2 separate regions of the Homo sapiens genome follow, and region 2 is linked to region 1. Evidence: read pairs that join two places in POLR2A ChIA-PET (ENCODE). Cell type or tissue: GM12878. All regions are shown on one strand. Links, peaks and the distances in the headings refer to the core of each region. The heading gives the core; the rest is flanking DNA. Region 1 has its middle 19 kb from the start of ARID1A. Region 2 overlaps ZDHHC18 (zDHHC palmitoyltransferase 18).

Evidence for each region. Peaks named below come from ENCODE experiments on the same cell type or tissue, not always from the same donor. Only the 100,000 strongest peaks of a DNase experiment are listed, where the experiment ranks them.
Region 2: POLR2A ChIA-PET joins it to region 1 with 8 read pairs; 5 of 35 experiments call an interaction of 5 or more read pairs at or near these places.

Annotation. Positions count from the first base shown.
Region 1 is chr1:26,673,094-26,681,700 of GRCh38, reverse strand. No RefSeq gene overlaps it. Among named protein-coding and RNA genes, the nearest start is that of ARID1A, 19 kb to the left of the region's middle. RefSeq lists an enhancer at 3,711-3,760. In GM12878, for the core only: a CTCF peak has its summit at 4,033; a DNase peak (open chromatin) is centred at 4,090; H3K27ac peaks cover 260 bases.
Region 2 is chr1:26,834,641-26,843,247 of GRCh38, reverse strand. The region is part of intron 2 of ZDHHC18 (zDHHC palmitoyltransferase 18); the gene reads right to left. Among named protein-coding and RNA genes, the nearest start is that of ZDHHC18, 12 kb to the right of the region's middle. RefSeq lists enhancers at 3,799-4,118, 4,279-4,548. In GM12878, for the core only: a CTCF peak has its summit at 4,458; a DNase peak (open chromatin) is centred at 4,177; H3K27ac peaks cover 2,775 bases.

The DNA.
Region 1 (8,607 bases), core at 429-8,428:
CCTAGGCTGGAGTGCAATGGCACAATCTTGGCTCACTGCAACCTCTGCCTCCCGAGTTCAAGTGATTCTCCTGCCTCAGCCTCCTGAGTAGCTGGGACTACAGGCAGGTGCCACCGCGCCCAACTAATTTTTTTGTATTTTTAGTAGAGACGGGGTTTCACCATGTTGGCCAGGCTGGTCTCAAGCTCCTGATCTCAAGTGATCCACCTGCCTCGGCCTCCCAAAGTGCTGGGGTTACAGGCATGAGCCACTGCACACAGCCTAAGCTTTTACTTTGAATCACTTTATTTATTTATTTATTTATTTAGAGACAGACTCTTGCTCTGTTGCCCAGGCTGGAGTGCAGTGCCATGATCTCAGCTCACTGCAACCTCTACCTCCCAGGTTCAAGTGATTCTCTTGCCACCGCCTCCTGAGGAGCTGGGATTATAGACGCACACCACCACGCCTGGCTAAATTTTGCATTTTGAGTCGAGATGGGGTTTCCCCATGTTGGCCAGGCTCGTCTTGACCTCAGGTGATCCACCTGCCTTAGCCTCCCAAAGTGCTGGGATTACAGCTGGGCCCTTTTTTTTATTTTTATTTTTATTTTTTTTTTGAGACAGGGTCTCACTCTGTTGCCCGAGCTGGAGTGCAGTGACATGATATTGGCTCACTGTAGCCTCAACATCCTGGGTTCAAGTGCTCCTACCACCCCAGCCTCTGGAGCAGCTGGAACTACAGGCACACATCACCATGCCTGACTAATTTTTGTATGTTTTGTAGAGACAGGGTTTTGCCATGTTGCCCAAGCTGGTCTTGAACTCCTGACCTCAAGTGATCTGCTTGCCTCACCCTCTCAATGTGTTGGGATTACAGGCATGAGCCACTGCACCCACACATAGGTGTGTGTTGTCTTTTATTTGGATTGGTTCCAAATAATACATCGCTTCCAAATGATACAGGCTGGATGTGATGGCTCATGCCTGCAATCCCAGCACTTTGGGAGGCCGAGGTGGGCAGATCACCTTAGATCAGGAGTTCAAGACCAGCCTGGCTAACATGAAGAAACCCTATCTCTACTAAAAATACAAAAATTAGCCGGGCGTGGTCATGGGCCCCTGTAATCCCACCTACTTGGGAGGCTCAGGCAGGAGAATCATTTGAACCTGGAAGGCAGAGGTTGCAGTGAGCCCAGATCCTGCCACTGCACTCCAGCCTGGGTAACAGAGCAAGATGCCATCTCAACAAAAGAAAAAAATTATATTCCATATAGATATTACTAGAGGTCTAAACGACAGTGATGTCTTCAAATGAAAGAAGAAAAAATATCTTAGGGAAGCATCTCTTACAGAACCAAAATTTGAAGATTTGGGAGATTTAGAAGATTTAAAAGAAAATATGGAGTAATATAAACATGAAAACGAAAGTGTGGTAGATCCTTCATCTCACACAAATTTTGCCACATTGATAGATGCTATCTTGGGCCAGGCATGGTGGCTCGTGCCTATAATCCCAGCAATTTGGGAGGCCAAGGCAGGGGGATTGCTTGAGGCCAAGAGTTTGAGACCAGCCTGGGCAACATAGCCAGACTTAATCTCCACAGTAAAAAAATTTGCCCAGCATGGTGGTTCATGCCTGCAGAACCAGCTACTGGGGAGACTGAGGCAGAACTGCTTGAGCCCAGGAGTTCGAGGTTACAGTGAGCTATGATTGCACCATTGCACTCCAGCCTGAGTGACAGAGCAAGACCCTGTCTCAAATAATAATAATAATAATAATAATAGAAGCTATCTCACAAGTGACTATTATGTGTGTGCTATATAGTCTCTAATACTCACAAAAATCCAATAAGAGGCATTATTATGTCCTATATAAGCAAAGAAACTGAGGCTCATATAGATTATGTAATTTAAGGTTACAATACTGGTAAATGATGGAGTCAGGATTCAAACTCAGCTCTCTTATAAATTCTGAATTCTGAGGTTTTCAATAAAAATGTGCAATAAATCCAATAATGTTAGAAATGTACTTTTTCAAGGTACTAATATTAACTGTTAGTAGAAGCATCTGTGTGTGTGTGTGTGTGTGTGTGTGTGTGTGTGTGTGTGTGTGTACTGATCCCAATCAAAGAATATAATTTCTTTGGGTCTCTTAGAGCTTCTCATTTCTGAGTGTGATCCTAGGATTAGCAGTTTAAACCTCACCTTGGAGCATCTTAGAAATGCACAATCTCAGGCCCCACTTCAGACCTTCTGAAACAGAATCTGCATTTTGACAATATTCCAGGTTATTTTTCTGCAAATTAAAGTTTGAAGCCTGGCCAGGTGTGATGGCTCATGCTTGTAATTCCAGTGCTTTTGGAGGTCAAGGCAGAAGGATTGCTTGAGGCCAGGAGTTTAAGACTACTCTGGCCAACAGTTATATAGAGACCTGGTCTCTAAAATAAAATAGTTTGAGAGGCACGGTCTTTTTTTTTTTTTTTTTTGAGACAGAGTCTCACTCTGTCACCAGGCTGGAGTGCAATTGTGTGATCTCTGTTCGCTGCAACCTCTGCCTCCCGGGTTCACGCCATTCTCCTGCCTCAGCCTTCCAAGTAGCTGGGATCACAGGTGCCCGCCACCACGCCCAACTAATTTTTTGTATTTTTAGTAGAGACGGGGTTTCACCGTATTAGCCAGGATGGTCTCAATCTCCTGACCTCGTGATCTGCCCACCTCGGCCTCCCAAAGGGCTGGGATTACAGGCGTGGGCCATGGCGCCCGGCTGAGAGGCACTGTCTCAAGGATGGGTGGTTCCCTTCCAGTTACTAAGGAGGCTAAGGTGGGAGATCCCTTGATTCCAGGAGGTAAAAGCTATAGTAAGCCTAGAATAAAAAAGCGAGACCCTGTCTCAAAAAAAAAAAAAAAGATGGGTGGTTCCACGAAGAGGGATGCCTCTTACTCCCATTGTGGCCATCCACATTCATAGGACCAGGGAGGGGAAAGATGGTAAGAATGCACTCACATTATAACCTTTACTGTCTGATTTTTAAATAAATGTTCATCAGTCATTTTTTATGACAGCTTTGAAATATAATTACAATTCACCCATCAAATTGTACAATTCAATGGTTTCAGCATATTCAGAGTTATGCAACCATCACCACAATCAATTTTAGAACATCTCATCATCCTGAAAAGAAACTCCATACCCTTTAGCCTCCTCTCCCCATTCTCCCCAGCTTCAAGCCCTAGGCAACCATTAATCTACTTTCTGTACGCCAGGGGTGATGGCTTACACCTGTAATCCCAGCACTTTGGGAGGCCGAGGTGGGCAGATCACCTGAAGTCAGAAGTTTGAGACTAGCCCGGCCAACATGGTGAAACCCCATCTCTACTGAAAATACAAAAATTAGCCAGGTCTAGTGGCAGGCACCTGTAATCTCGATTACTTGGGAGGTTGAGGCAGGAGAATTGCACGAACCCAAGAGGTAGAGGTTGCAATGGGCAGAGATCGCAAGACTGCACTCCAGCGTGGGTAACAGAGTAAGATTCCATCTCAAAAAAAAAAAAAAAAAAAAGAAAAGAAAAGAAAGAAAAATATCTACTTTCCATTTCTACAGATTTGTGTATTCATGGACATTTTTTAAAAATGGAGTCATATAATATGCAGTCTTTTGTGACTGGTTTCTTTCATTTAGCATACTGTTTTCAAGTTTCATCCATGTTGTTCACCTGTCTCAATCCTTTCTCATAAGTGGTAGCATTCTTCCAACAGATGTGTGGGTGCCAGACAGCAATGTGACCCTCTCACCCACTCCTCCCAGTGGAGTTCCTGACTACCGTCGTTCCCCTACGAGAAGCCTTTCTCCTCCCGTTACTGACTACTCTAGTAAGGAGGACTTTAGCAGAGTTCTTTTTTTCCATTTTCTCCCTGGGACTTAGCAGCTCAAGTGCAGCTGGCCCTTGGCCAAGCTTCCTCTCCAAGACACCTGCAGGTGCTACCAGTGCTGCCACCTTATGCCCATTTCTTGAAGTAGTGGACACTGGATCAGGCACTGTCTTCCTCCCTGAGAGCCCTGCTCTTTGCTGTGTTCACAATCAAGGTTGTGACTCATGACAGAGTGTGACCAGGAGAGGTCGAGGGTGTGCTGTGTGGGAACTCATGCCTGGTACCTTGAAACAACCAAGAGGCAGAGAAAGAAGCAAGCGCAAATGCACATGGAGCTCAAGAGGAGCGTGATTTTAAATCTCTCTTCCTGATTATCTTGGCTGTTTCTTCAGCTTCCACTTTTCTTCCTCTCTTCAGTTCACTTTCATTTCCCTATGTTACTCCTCAAAGAATAGGGAACCTACACGTCTCTCACTGTTCATTTCCACCTGGATTGTTTTCTCTTGTCACGTCAAGGGGTACAACTGTATACTTAGACATTTGGGTATGCTTAAGTTACTTCTATAAAAAAGAATCAGTCTAAACATTCTGCCCTGCTGAATGGCAAAACAAGGAAAAGGTTTTCTGTTTTCCAAAAAAATAAAGATGTTCTTCCTGAATAAATAAAGCTACCCAAACACAAATTTTTAAGAAACACACTTAAATTATCAGTCCCAAAGAAAAACTAGCATAGTAATTAAAATACTTTCCCTAAATGTTCATGCCTGAATCTGGGACCTTGTCAAAGTTCATTCTGGGGTGCATAGTTCCATTACAGATTATCATGCACGACCCTGAACTCCCTGAGTAGACCGTATATCTCCACTTCAAGCTCTTATTCCTGGGAAAATCTTTCCAAATTAAGGCTGCAGGCACTTATCTACCTCAGACTCTCATTGCCACTCTATGATATTTATTCAAGAAATGTTTGTATACTACCACATGCTAGCCTTGTGCTATACACAAGACAGACAAGGTTCCAGCTCCCATGGGGTTTAGCTTCTAGGTAGGGAAATGTAACAGTAGACTGCAGCCCTAAGACCTGTGGTGTGCTTGGCTGAGTCCCTCAGTGTGTCTTGATGAGTCCTGTTACCCCTAAGTAAAACAGGCAAGAAACACCTTGCTGTCTTAGACAGCAAAGAAGAAAAGCAGATGGACTGGGTGTAGTGGCTCACACCTGTAATCCCAGCACTTTGGGAGGCTGAGGCAGGCTGATCATTTGAGATCAGGAGTTTGAGACCAGCCTGGTTGAAATGGTGAAACCCCGTCTCAATTAAAAATACAAATGTTAACTGGAGGTGGTGGCGGGCGCCTGTAATCCCAGCTACTGGGAAGGCTGAGGCAGGAGAATCACTTGAACCTGGGAGGTGGAGGTTTCAGTGAGCCGAGATCGTGCCACTCCACTCAAGCCTGGGCGACAGAGTGAGACTCAGTCTCAAAATACAAAACAAAACAAAACAAAAAACAGAAGAAAAGCAGATGGGCTCAGGTGGTCTTGGCTGATAGCCTCACAGAATCTTCTGCCTTCATCTTACTTTGACCTTCCAATAACTCCCTGAGAGCCTCAGAAGCATCCCAAAGTGATAACCATACCATTAATGGATTTCATGACCTTATTAAATTCTTAAACTTTTTTTTTTTTTTTTTGAGACAAAGTCTCGCTCTGTCACCCAGGCTGGAGTGCAGTGGCGCGATCTCGGCTCACTGCAAGCTCTGCCTTCCAGGGTTCACGCCATTCTTCTGCCTCAGCCTCCCAAGTAGCTGGGACTACAGGCACCCACCACCACGCCCAGCTAATTTTTTGTATTTTTAGTAGAGACAGGGTTTCACCATGTTAGCCAGGATGATCTCGATTTCCTGACCTCGTGATCCGCCCGCCTCGGCCTCCCAAAGTGCTGGGATTTCAGGCGTGAGCCACCGCGCCCAGCCTTTTAAACACTTAAACTCTAGCATATATGTATGCTATAGTTCTAAGCAATGCCATATATGTGTGCTGTAGTTCTAAACAATTTCTAAGCAATGTCATATATATATATATATATATATATATAATGCATAAGCCACAGAATTGTTTTCATATATAATCTTTGTTAATTTATATAGTTTTGTATTATTTAACAGTATAAACATTACATTGTGGGTTGGTTTGTATGACCATTCCTTAATCCTTGAGAACTCAGAACAAAGTATGACATGCCTTTCCTATTTTCTACTCATTTTGTCTTCCGAGGGGCTGAGCATATCAATGGGATCTTTTTAACTTTTACTGTTAATCAGCTTGTAGGGAAATGCATTATTTATTCTCTCTTCCTTGGGGGTCAAAGCAGCCAACCAGATCTAAAGACACATTTAGAAGATATGTCAATGTAAACAGGTATGTATTTACTCTGACTTTGCTATTATAATTCATTAAGGCTTCATTTATCTGACACCTTTGGATAATGTGAAAAGCCTGAATTCATTTTCTAAATAATTAAAACTAATCCCTTTCAGTATAAAATGTTTTAAAATATGACTTTAATGAAAATTTATTTTAAATAAAATAGATCCCTGCCTTCTTGAAATGTATAGCAAATATAATTTAAACTCTTCTTATTTTCTTGGTCATTATTAGCATTCAGAATGAAACTCCAAAGTAATGCATCTCTGAGAAATATTAAAATATGCTATGCTTTTTGCCCTACCCAAAATGATCCGAGGCTAGTGTGATTTTGAGTTCTTTTATGTCCTTCCAATAATTTTCTTTCTGTTTTATCCCATCCTTTGTTAAGATATTAGATAATACCACTTGCTACTTCCTGGGTGCCTGGCTTTAGCAATTCTCTTCCTAATCTGTGTCCTAGGAAACTAGGTAACAAAATTTATTAGCATTGTGTGTAAAGTAAGAGCAAATAGGCTTTGAATCTGACAGTCTTTCCTGGAAGTGAATAGTATTAGCTTTTCAAGCAGTTCAATGGTCTTTTTAAATTGCTCTAGTATTCTCAATTCCCCTACTGATACCCTAGATTGTTGGATAAATTACCTTCTATAGAAAATTGAGACGTTAACATAGTCCTTTTCTTTTTGTCATTGTTGTCTTTTTTGAGACAGGGTTTTATTTCTGTCACCCAGGCTGGAGTGCAATGGCACGATCTCAACTCGCTGCCATCTCCGCCTCCTGGACACAGGCGATCCTCCTGCCTCAGCCTCCCAAGTAGCTGGGACTACAGTTGTGCACCACTACACCTGGCTAATTTTTTCTATTTTTTGTAGAGACGAGGTTTTGCCATGTTGCCCACGCTGGTCTCCAACACCTGGCCTCAAGCGATCCAGCCACCTCGGCCTCCCAAAGTGCTGGGATTACAGGTGAGAGCCACTGCGCCTGGCCAACATAGTACTTTTTTGCTTATATAATTTAGCTAGATACAACTTTTTCTACCAACCTTCTCCTTTGATTGGCTGGGTGTGGTGGCTCATGGTGTAATCCCAGCACTTTGGGAGGCCAAGCAGGGTGATTACCTTGAGCCCAGGAGTTCCAAACCAGCCTGGGCAACATGACAAAACCTCGTCTCTACAAAAATACAAAAATAAGCTGGGCGTAATGGGTGTGGTGGCGTGCACCTGTAGTCCCAGCTACTTGGGAGGCTGATGCATAAGAATCGCTTGAGCTTGGGAGGCGCAGGTTGCAGTGAGCTGAGATCCTGCCACTGCACTCCAGCATGGGCAACAGAGTGACTCTGTCCCAAAAAAAAGTTCTCCATTGGTTCTATTCTTTTTAGGTCCTCCTAATTTCTGATTTCAGACCATTAGTCCTTTCAATCCTAAATCTAAATAGCTGGACAGGGTGGCTCAACCCTGTAATCCCAGCACTTTGGGAGACCAAGGTGAGAGGATCATTTAAAACCAGGAAAAGGTGTGGCGCAGTGGCTCACACCTGTAATCCCAACACTTTGGGAGGCCGAGGCAGGCAGATCACTTGAGATCAGGAGTTCGAGACCAGCCCTGCCAACATAGCGAAACCCCCTCTCTACTAAAAATACAAAAATTAGCTGGGCATGGTGGCGGGCGCCTGTAATCCCAGCTACTTAGGAGGCTGAGGCAGGAGAATCACTTGAACCCAGGAGGCGGAGGTTGCAGTGAGCCAAGATTGCACCACTGCACTGCAGCCTGGGCAACAAGAACGAGAATCTGTCAACAACAACAACAACAAAAAAGAAGGAAAGAAAGAAAGAAAGAAAGAAAGAAAGAAAGAAAGAAAGAAAGAAGGAAAGAAAGGAAGAAGAGAAAATAATTTAGAAACCTGGTAAGATTTAAAGATCTTCTTATAGATTACAGGGAGCCTTCCAAACACAGTGGGTTTTTGTTTGTTTTTCTGACATAAAAAAGACCCAATTTGTAGTTTTAAGTTATTTCAGCTTTAAGTTAATAACAACATAGGCCAGGCGTGGTGGCTCACGCCTGTAATCCCAGCACTTTAAGAGGCCAAGGTGGGCAGATCACCTGAGGTCGGGAGTTTGAGACCAGCCCAACCAACATGTAGAAACCCCGTCTCTACTAAAAACACAAAAATTACCCAGGCATGGTGACACATGCCTGTAGTCCCAGCTACTCAGGAGGCTGAGGCAGGAGAATGGCCTGAACCCAGGAGGCGGAGGTTGTGGTGAGCCGAAATCGAGCCACTGCACTCCAGCCTGGGCAACAGAGCGAGACTCCATCTCAAAAAATAGTAATAATACA
Region 2 (8,607 bases), core at 333-8,332, 160 kb before region 1:
TTGCTTGAACTCGGGAGGTGGAGGTTGCAGTGAGCTGAACAGTCGCCATTGCATTCCAGCCTGGGTGATAAGAACGAAACTCCGTCTCAAAAAAAGAAAAAAAAAAAAAAGAAAGAAAGAAAAAAGGAAAGACTTAAGTAAGTTATTTAGGTCCTGCCCTGGTATATCGGCAGAGCAGGACTCTAACCTAGGTGTGTCATATGCAAAGCCCAAAACTTCACCCATTGAGCCTCTGGGTACCCCAGGGCACAGAGAACCTGAACAGTGGCTCCTTCCAGAAAGAAGTCTGAGTCTCCTGGGGCAGCCTATACCCCCAGCCCTCCACCATGCACCCTGCCATTGCTTCCATTGCATTGTTTGCCAGATAATGTCTCCAGTTTGGCCACTGGCCTCCAATGATTATTTACTGAGTGCCTACCAATGTGCCAGGCACGATTCTAGGCACTTGGCATATATCAGTGAAGCAAACATGCTTCAGTCTCACATTTTCAACTACCAAAGGTTTACTTTGTTAGGTTGTTTCATCACCACCTTGACTACAGCATGTTTAAAATGGAACTAAGCATCTGAGCATTTCTTCCCTAAAATGGGCAGCATGAAGAAGGGTGGGGGATTTAGAGGCCAATGGCCACACTCTGAACCCTGGTTTTGTCATTGACTGGTTGTGTGTAAGGCTGAAGTCAAATGAACTTCTCTGAGCCTCAGTTTTCTCATGTGTAAAACAGGAATAACAGGTAGAATAGCTAATGAATCTAGTTCCACTCCACTTCTGCCCAGCTGGGTTTCTCCTGATGATATCATTTGCTAAAAAATCATATAAGCTCTTTGTGCCTCAGTTTCTCTAATCACTGAAATAGAAACGATAGTAACTCACCTTCATAGGGTTGTTGTGAGAGTTAAATGAATCAATATATGTGAAATGGCACAAAGCAAATGGTTAGCAAGTGTGAGCTATTATTATTAACTCACAGGGCCAAGCATAGTGGCTCATGCCTGTAATCCCAGCACTTTGGGAGGCTGAGGCAGGAAGATTGCTTGAAGCCAAGAGTTTGAGACCTGCCTGGGCAATAAAGGCGGACCCTGTCTCTCTCTCTCTCTTTTTTTTTTTTTTTTTGAGATGGAGTCTCGCTCTGTTGCCCAGGCTGGAGTGCAGTGGCGCGATCTTGGCTCACTGCAACCTCCACCTTGCAGGTCAAAGCAATTCTCTGCCTCAGCCTCCTGGGTAGCTGGGATTACAGGTGCCCGCAACCATGCCTGGCTAATTTTTTGTATTGTTAGTAGAGACAGGGTTTCACTATGTTGGCCAGGCTGGTCTTGAACTCCTGACCTCATGATCCACCCACCTTGGCCTCCCAAAGTGCTGGGATTACAGGCGTGAGCCACCGCGCCTGGCCACCTCAGTTTCTTTATCTGTAAAATAGAGATGGGTCAAGTCATACCTTCATAGGATTGTGGTGAGGGCTGAATGAGATGCTTCCACAGCCCTGAGCACAGTGCTAGCCTCCCAGGAGCCACTGACATTGCTCCTGACCAACTGTTCATGCCATGACCCTCCAGGATGCAGAACCCCCAGCAGCAGCTCTTTCCAAAGCTGGTGATACTACTCCAAACCAAACCCCTAATCCTGTCCCACAGGCCCCAGAGTCCCAGCTTTTGGCTCCCCACTCACTGCTTCCTTGCTGACTTGGACATAGGCTTTGGAGCCAGAAACACATGTAGGTATAAATCTCACTCCAATCACTTACTGGCTGAGTGAGGTGGGTCAAATCACTCAACTTCTCTGTGCCATCATCTGCTAAATAAATAAAATGGAAGGCCAAGCATAGTGGCTCATGCCTGTAATCCCAGCACGTTGGGAGGCTGAAGCAGGAGGATTGCTTGAGGCCAGGAGTTTGAGATCAGCCTGGGTAACATAGTGTGAGACCCCATCTCTATAAAAATAATAATTTTTAAAAATTAGCTGGATGTGGGCTGGGCGTGGTGGCTTACACCTGTAATCCCAACATTTTGGGAGGCCAAGGCAGGTGGATCACCTGTCTGAGGTCAGGAGTTCGAGACCAGCCTTAAACATGGTGAAACCCCATTTCTACTAAAAATACAAAAATTAGCCAGGTGTGGTGGTGTGCACCTGTAATCCCAGCTACTCGGGAGGCTGAGGCAAGAGAATCACTTGAACCCGGGAGGCAGAGGTTGCAGTGAGCTGAGATCACGCCACTGCACTCCAGCCTGGGTGCCAAGAGCAAAACTCTGTCCCCCCCTCCCCCCAAAAAATTAGCTGTATGTGGCATGAACCTGCAATTCTAGCTACACGGGAGACTGAGGCAGGAAGTCAAGGTGGTAATGAAACAACCTAACAAGAGAGATAACTACTACAGTTGAAGGGAAAGTTGAAGGGAAAGTTTAGGAGTTCAAGGTTGCAGTGAGGTATGACTGTGCCACTGCATTCCAGCCTGGGTGACAGAGCGAGGCTGTGTCTCTAAAAAATATTTAAAAGTTAAAATAAATAGGCTGGACATGATGGCTCACGCCTGTAATCCCTGCACTTTGGGAGGCCGAGGCAGGCGGATCACCTGAGGTCAGGAGTTCAAGACCAGCCTGGCCAACACACTGAAACCCCATCTCTACTAAAAATACAAAAATTAGCCGGGCATGGTGGCGCATGCCTGTAATCCCAGCTACTCGGGAGGCTGAGGCAGGAAGAATCGCTTGAACCCAGGAGGTGGAAGTTGAAGTGATCCGAAATCGCGCCACTGCACTCCAGCCTGGGTGACAGAGCAAGGCTGTCTCAAAAAAATAAAATAAAATGGAACATCATTGAGTCCATCTCAGGGGGCTGCTGGAAGGATTAGGTGAGAATTCACCAAGTGGCTTTAGCAAAGTGGCTAACGCTTGACAAGGGCTTAACAAATATCAGCCATTATTATGACTTTTGTTTCCACAAAACATTGCATTCCAAACAAACAATGGAGTTATGAAGAAAACTTCAGAACACAGCCCATCTGTGAATGAAGGACAGCCACAGACCCTCTCCAGCACTGACAGAAGTTACTGGAATCCTCAGTGGAATCCCACAGGTCTTCCTCAGGGGAGAGGGGAACCCAAGCCTCTCCCCAGGACAGGGAGGGAACTGCTAAGCATGTTCTGGTCTCCAGCAGCCAGGCTTCTTTCTCTCCAGCACTCTGCAGAAGAGCAAATGAAGCTCTGTACCCCGGCTTCCTGAGGCTGCCAGGAGCCAGGGGAGGCAGAGCGCTGTGTCATGCTGGAGCAAGAGTCCACCTGGTGCTAAATCAAAGTCGCCAGAGTTGGGACAAAGGAGGCTCTGCAGGGGCTGCACCCTTCATGGGGGAAGACAAGCAGCTCTCCCATTGCTGATTCTCAGACCGGACAGTGCTGACCCATCACCGCCCCAAACTCAGCCTCAGAATCCTCCTCAACCTGCTCCTCCTGGCAGCCACTACCGATGGCAGCTTGTTAGCACCTGGAGCAAGTCCACTCTCCATTCCTGACCAAAAGACTCAAGTCTCTTCAGTTTCAATAGAGAAAAGTGACTTACAAAGTGTGCTGACATTCCTAGTCTCACTCAATCACAGAGACTGCTCTGGGCTAGGCAAGGGGATCCGTGCCTGTGAGTTACAGATGGGAAAGCAAGTTCACTCCAATAATAGAAGGTGGGGCTGAAACTAGGACCCTTGTCTTCCAGGGCACTCATTTGTTCACTCTTTCACACATGAGCACCTACTATGTGCAAGTTACTGTACAAGGCCTGGGGGTGGCAGGGAAGGTAAGGGGCAAATTCATAGAAATGAGTCAAAGATATTGGTTTTGTTCACCCTGTGCCTGCCTGACATACTGTGGATGTTCAAAAAATATTTGTTGTAGAAAAGAAGAAAGAAGGGAGTGATGGTAAGTGATGCTATCCCTGCCCTCAGGGAATCTAAGATCTACTCCAGGGCTGTTTCTGCTATGCCAGGCTCTTCCCAAGTAAAAAGGTGCCCTTATGCCAGCAAGGCCCTCCTGCTGCCTTCCAGGCAGAAACCAAAGCTCTGAGGATGTGAAAATGAGACGAAAAGCAAGGCTACTCGTCACTGAATGGCTGTGAGGGCAAAGGAATTTCCCCACCCTAAGACAGCTCTCGGAGAGGAGCAGGCAGGCCTTCTGCGGTCAGAGCCTGAAAGGCTGGGGCTGTGGAAGTTCCCCAGGGCTGGCTGCGGGCTGCTGAGAAGGCCCTGACTGCCCTCTGCCCTTCCACTGTTGTCACCTGCAGAGGAAACAGCTGCAGGACTGCAGTCTCCCCGCCTCTAAGGCCAGCTCAAGGTCAGCCACAGCTCCCAGGCCTCGAGTGCTAGGTCACCATAACCCTCCCAGACCACTTCTGTCCATCTCTGGGGTTCATGGGGCCTTCACCACATACCAGGCTTAGTGCTAGGCCTGTGGATACAGGAAGAGCCCGCCTGAGGGCAGAGTCAGACAGAAGTGGATAATTAAGAGTCCTCCTACAAGGCAGTGCCTCTGTGTGGTGACTCTGGGCCTGCCTAATCTTATTTTGAACCCTGGCATGGCCAATTGTTAGCCTGTAAACTTAAGAAGCTGATCAATCTCTAAGCCTCACTTTCCTCACCTGTAGAATGGGTAATGATGACATCAACCTTGTAAAATTTTACACAAATCAGAAATAACATAATATCAAGATCTGACCTAAATAGCTATTCAATTAATGACATTACTGGTGCCTATACTCAATGCCTCAAGAACACAGAGGGAAATATGTGGGGTGGAGGCAGGAAGCAGCATTCAAGAAAGCAACAGGCCGAGTGCAGTGGCTCGTGACTGTAATCCCAACACTTTGGGAGGGTAAGGCTGGAGGACTGCTTGAGTCCAGGAGTTTGAGAGATCAGCCTGGGCAACACAGCAAGACCCTGTTTCTACAAAAAATAATTTAAAAAGAAAGCAAGGGGCCAGGCACAGTGGCTCACACCTGTAATTCCAGCACTTTGGGAGGCTGAGGCGGGCGGATCACCGGAGGTCGGGAGTTTGAGATCAGCCTGACCAACATGGAGAAACTCCATCTCTACTAAAAATACAAAATTAGGGTGCATGGTGGTGCATGCCCATAATCCCAGCTACTCGGGAGGCTGAGGCAGGAGAATCGCTTGAACCCGAGAGGCAGAGGTTGTGGTGAGCCGAGATCTCACCACTGCACTCCAGCCTGGGCAACAAGAGCAAAACCCTGTCTTAAAAAAAAAAAAAAGCAAGCAACAAAAGAAGTAACAGCAAAGCTGGATCAGAAAGAATGAGCACTCTGGCTCACCACGGCAGGCGGGGACAGCACAAGCACAAGCAAACGCACTGAGGCATCCAGTGCACAGCGTGGCTGGGGGTGCCAGGGACCAGTAGGAGAAGAGCAGTGGCTGGGGTAGACTGCAGCTTGCCTTAATCTCATGAGTGAGTTTTCAAGAAGATAGAAGAGGGGCTGGGCACGGTGGATCATGCCTGTAATCCCAGCACTTTGGGAGGCTGAGGCAGGTGGATCACCTGAGGTCAGAAGTTCAAGACCAGCCTGGCCAACATGGTGAAACCCCATCTCTACTAAAGATACAAAAATTAGCCAGGCATGGTGGTGCATGCCTGTAATCGCAGCTACTTGGGAGGCTGAGGCAGGAGAGTCACTTGAACCCAGGAGGTGGAGGCTGCAGTAAGCTGAGATCACACCATTGCACTCCAGCCTGGGTGACAGAGCGAGACTCTGTCTCAAAAAATAAATAAATAAATAAATAAATAAATAAATAATATACATAATATATTAAATATGTTAAATATATTATACATATTAAATATATGTTAAATACATATTATGCATATTAAATATAGATGTAAAATGTATATTATACATATTAAATATGTTAAATATATTATACATATTAAATATGTTATATATTATACATATGTAGTAAATATATAAATGTATATTTTATATATATATATATATATTTTTTTTGAGACAGAGTCTCACTCTGTCGCCCAGGCTGGAGTGCAGTGGCGCCATCTCGGCTCACTGCAAGCTCCGCCTCCCAGGTTCACACCATTCTCCTGCCTCAGCCTCCCGAGTAGCTGGGACTACAGGTGGCCGCCACCACACCCAGCTAATTTTTTTTGTATTTTTTTTAGTAGAGATGGGGCTTCACCTTGTTAGCCAGGATGGTCTCGATCTCCTGACCTTGTGATCCACCTGCTTCGGCCTCCCAATGTGCTGGGATTACAGGCATGAGCCACTGCGCCCAGCTGCATTTAATATATATTTAATGTATATGAAATATATATATTATACATATATATTTAAAGATGAGCCATTTAGGAGGAAAATACTAAAGAAATGAAGGTACAGCCAGATGCGGTGGCTCATGCCTGTAATCCCAGCACTTTGGGAGGCTGAGACGGGCGGATCACAAGGTCAGGAGATCGAGACCATCCTGGCTAACACAGTGAAACCCCGTCTCTACTAAAAATACGAAAAATTAGCTGGGCGTGGTAGCAGGTGCCTGTAGTCCCAGCTACTCGGGAGGCTGAGGCAGGAGAATGGCATGAACCTGGGAGGCAGAGGTTGCAGTGAGCTGAGATTGTGCCACTGCACTCCAGCCTGGGCAACGGAGCAAGACTCCGTCTCAAAAAAAAAAAAAAGAAAAAAAGAAAAAAAAAGAAATGAAGGTACAAGGCGGGATGCAGAAGGAAAAATCACAAAGGCTGGACTCATATCACTGATATGCTGAGGGCACCAGAGAGTCACCCAAATTCTGTGGGGTTTGTGGGGGGACAGGGCAGGGGTGGGGAGAACAAATTTGGGATCTTGGAGAGATAACTACAATTGAAGGGAAAGGCCCAGTCAGGGCCTGTTCTGCAGAGCCCTGAGCCAGTTCAGGTGGAACACGAGGCAGGTCTGTCCAGGGGAAGTGGGCAGAGACGTCCTGGAGACAAAGGAGATGGGGTCTGGGAGCTGGTGTATGGCAGTGGAGAGAGACGCAGCCTCTGTGTCCGTCATGTGAACTGTAACAGGGTCTAAGTGAGCATCTGTCACTTGGATTTGGATGTCTCTATCACCTCCCATCAGACCAGGAGCTTCTGGGAGCAATATTGCTCTTCCCAACTGCCTAGAGCCTGCAGGGTGAGCCAGCTGCACAGCCCACCAGCCGGCAAGACAGGATCTCAGATGAGGGTGACCGAGTGCCCTGATTTTCCTGGGATTGAGTGGTTTCCTAAGACAGGAGACTTTCCAGGTGGTCCTGGGTAAACTGGGAGGAGCTGGTCACTCTACCTCAGACTGTCCCCACAGGGCAGGAGCCCTGGGCCAGACCTGTTGGGCTGGAGTTGCTGGGCTGGGGTGCCAAAGGGAAAAGCCCACACTGTCTACATGAGCCTAGGACCAGGTAATCAGTTCATGCTCACATGAACAGCACCACCTGCCTCAGAGACAGCTCCCAACCTTCTGGAAAAGGTTCAGTGATCTTAGTCCTGATCATTTTCGGGGAAATATGTTTTTGGTTTTTTTTGTTTTTTGAGACGGAGTCTTGCTCTGTCACCAGGCTGGAGTGCAATGGCGCAACCTTGGCTCACTGCAACCTCCGACTCCCTGGTTCAAGCGATTATTCTGCCTCAGCCTCCTGAGTAGCTGGGATTACAGGCACACGCCACCATGCCCAGCTAATTTTTGTATTTTTACTAGAGACAGGGTTTCACCATGTTGGCCAGGATGGTCTCAATCTCCTGACCTTGTGATCCGCCCGCCTCGGCCTCCCAAAGTGCTGGGATTACAGGCGTGAGCCACTGTGCCAGCCCTGGGAAATATGTTTTACTTTAATTAGTTAGAAGTCTCCTGGTCACACCCAAAAATTTGGCTTCTATTCAAGTTTGAGAATTCAAAGGCCTCCAAAATGCCACTTTTGCACTTTGCACCTGTTCGCCAAGAAAAGTCTTAGGGACATTCAGCGCCCTACAAGATTGATTCCACCCCATCCTTCCAACTGGAATATCTCTAATATCCCTAACTATCTGAAGTGCTCCTCATATTCTAGCCAACGTGGCCTGCTCAGTGGCCCGTTCCCATCCCTCCTCCTTCCCTCTGCCACTCTCTCTTCCCTCAGCTTTGTCTGCCTGAAGGGCTGCCTCCGCACAGCTCCTGTGCTTGAATTCCACCCAAACTTAAAGACTTAGCTCAAGCATCACTTCTCCAGGAAGCTTCTCCAGTCCCCCAGGCAGAAGATGCTCCTGACTCCTCTGACCCTCTTCTAAAGCCTGATCTCACTGGCAGTGGCTGGTCAGGGCTCCCACCTGGGGCCAACTTGTCTGGAACCCATGAGAGTAAGCTCCTATCAGATTCATTGTTGGCCCCCACCTGCCTTCACTCTGCTGTCAGGGGTCAGCATATAGAATTAACACACAAATGAACAAACCCATGATGCCCAACTGGGAGATGTCCTGACTGTTTCCTCACCTGTCACCCTGACAGAGCAAGGAGGGCCTTCACAGAAGCTCACCTATTCTTCAGTCATTCATTTACTCATTTAGCCAACGTCACTGAGCCTTCTACATGGCGACAAGGTGAACAAGATGCTGGAA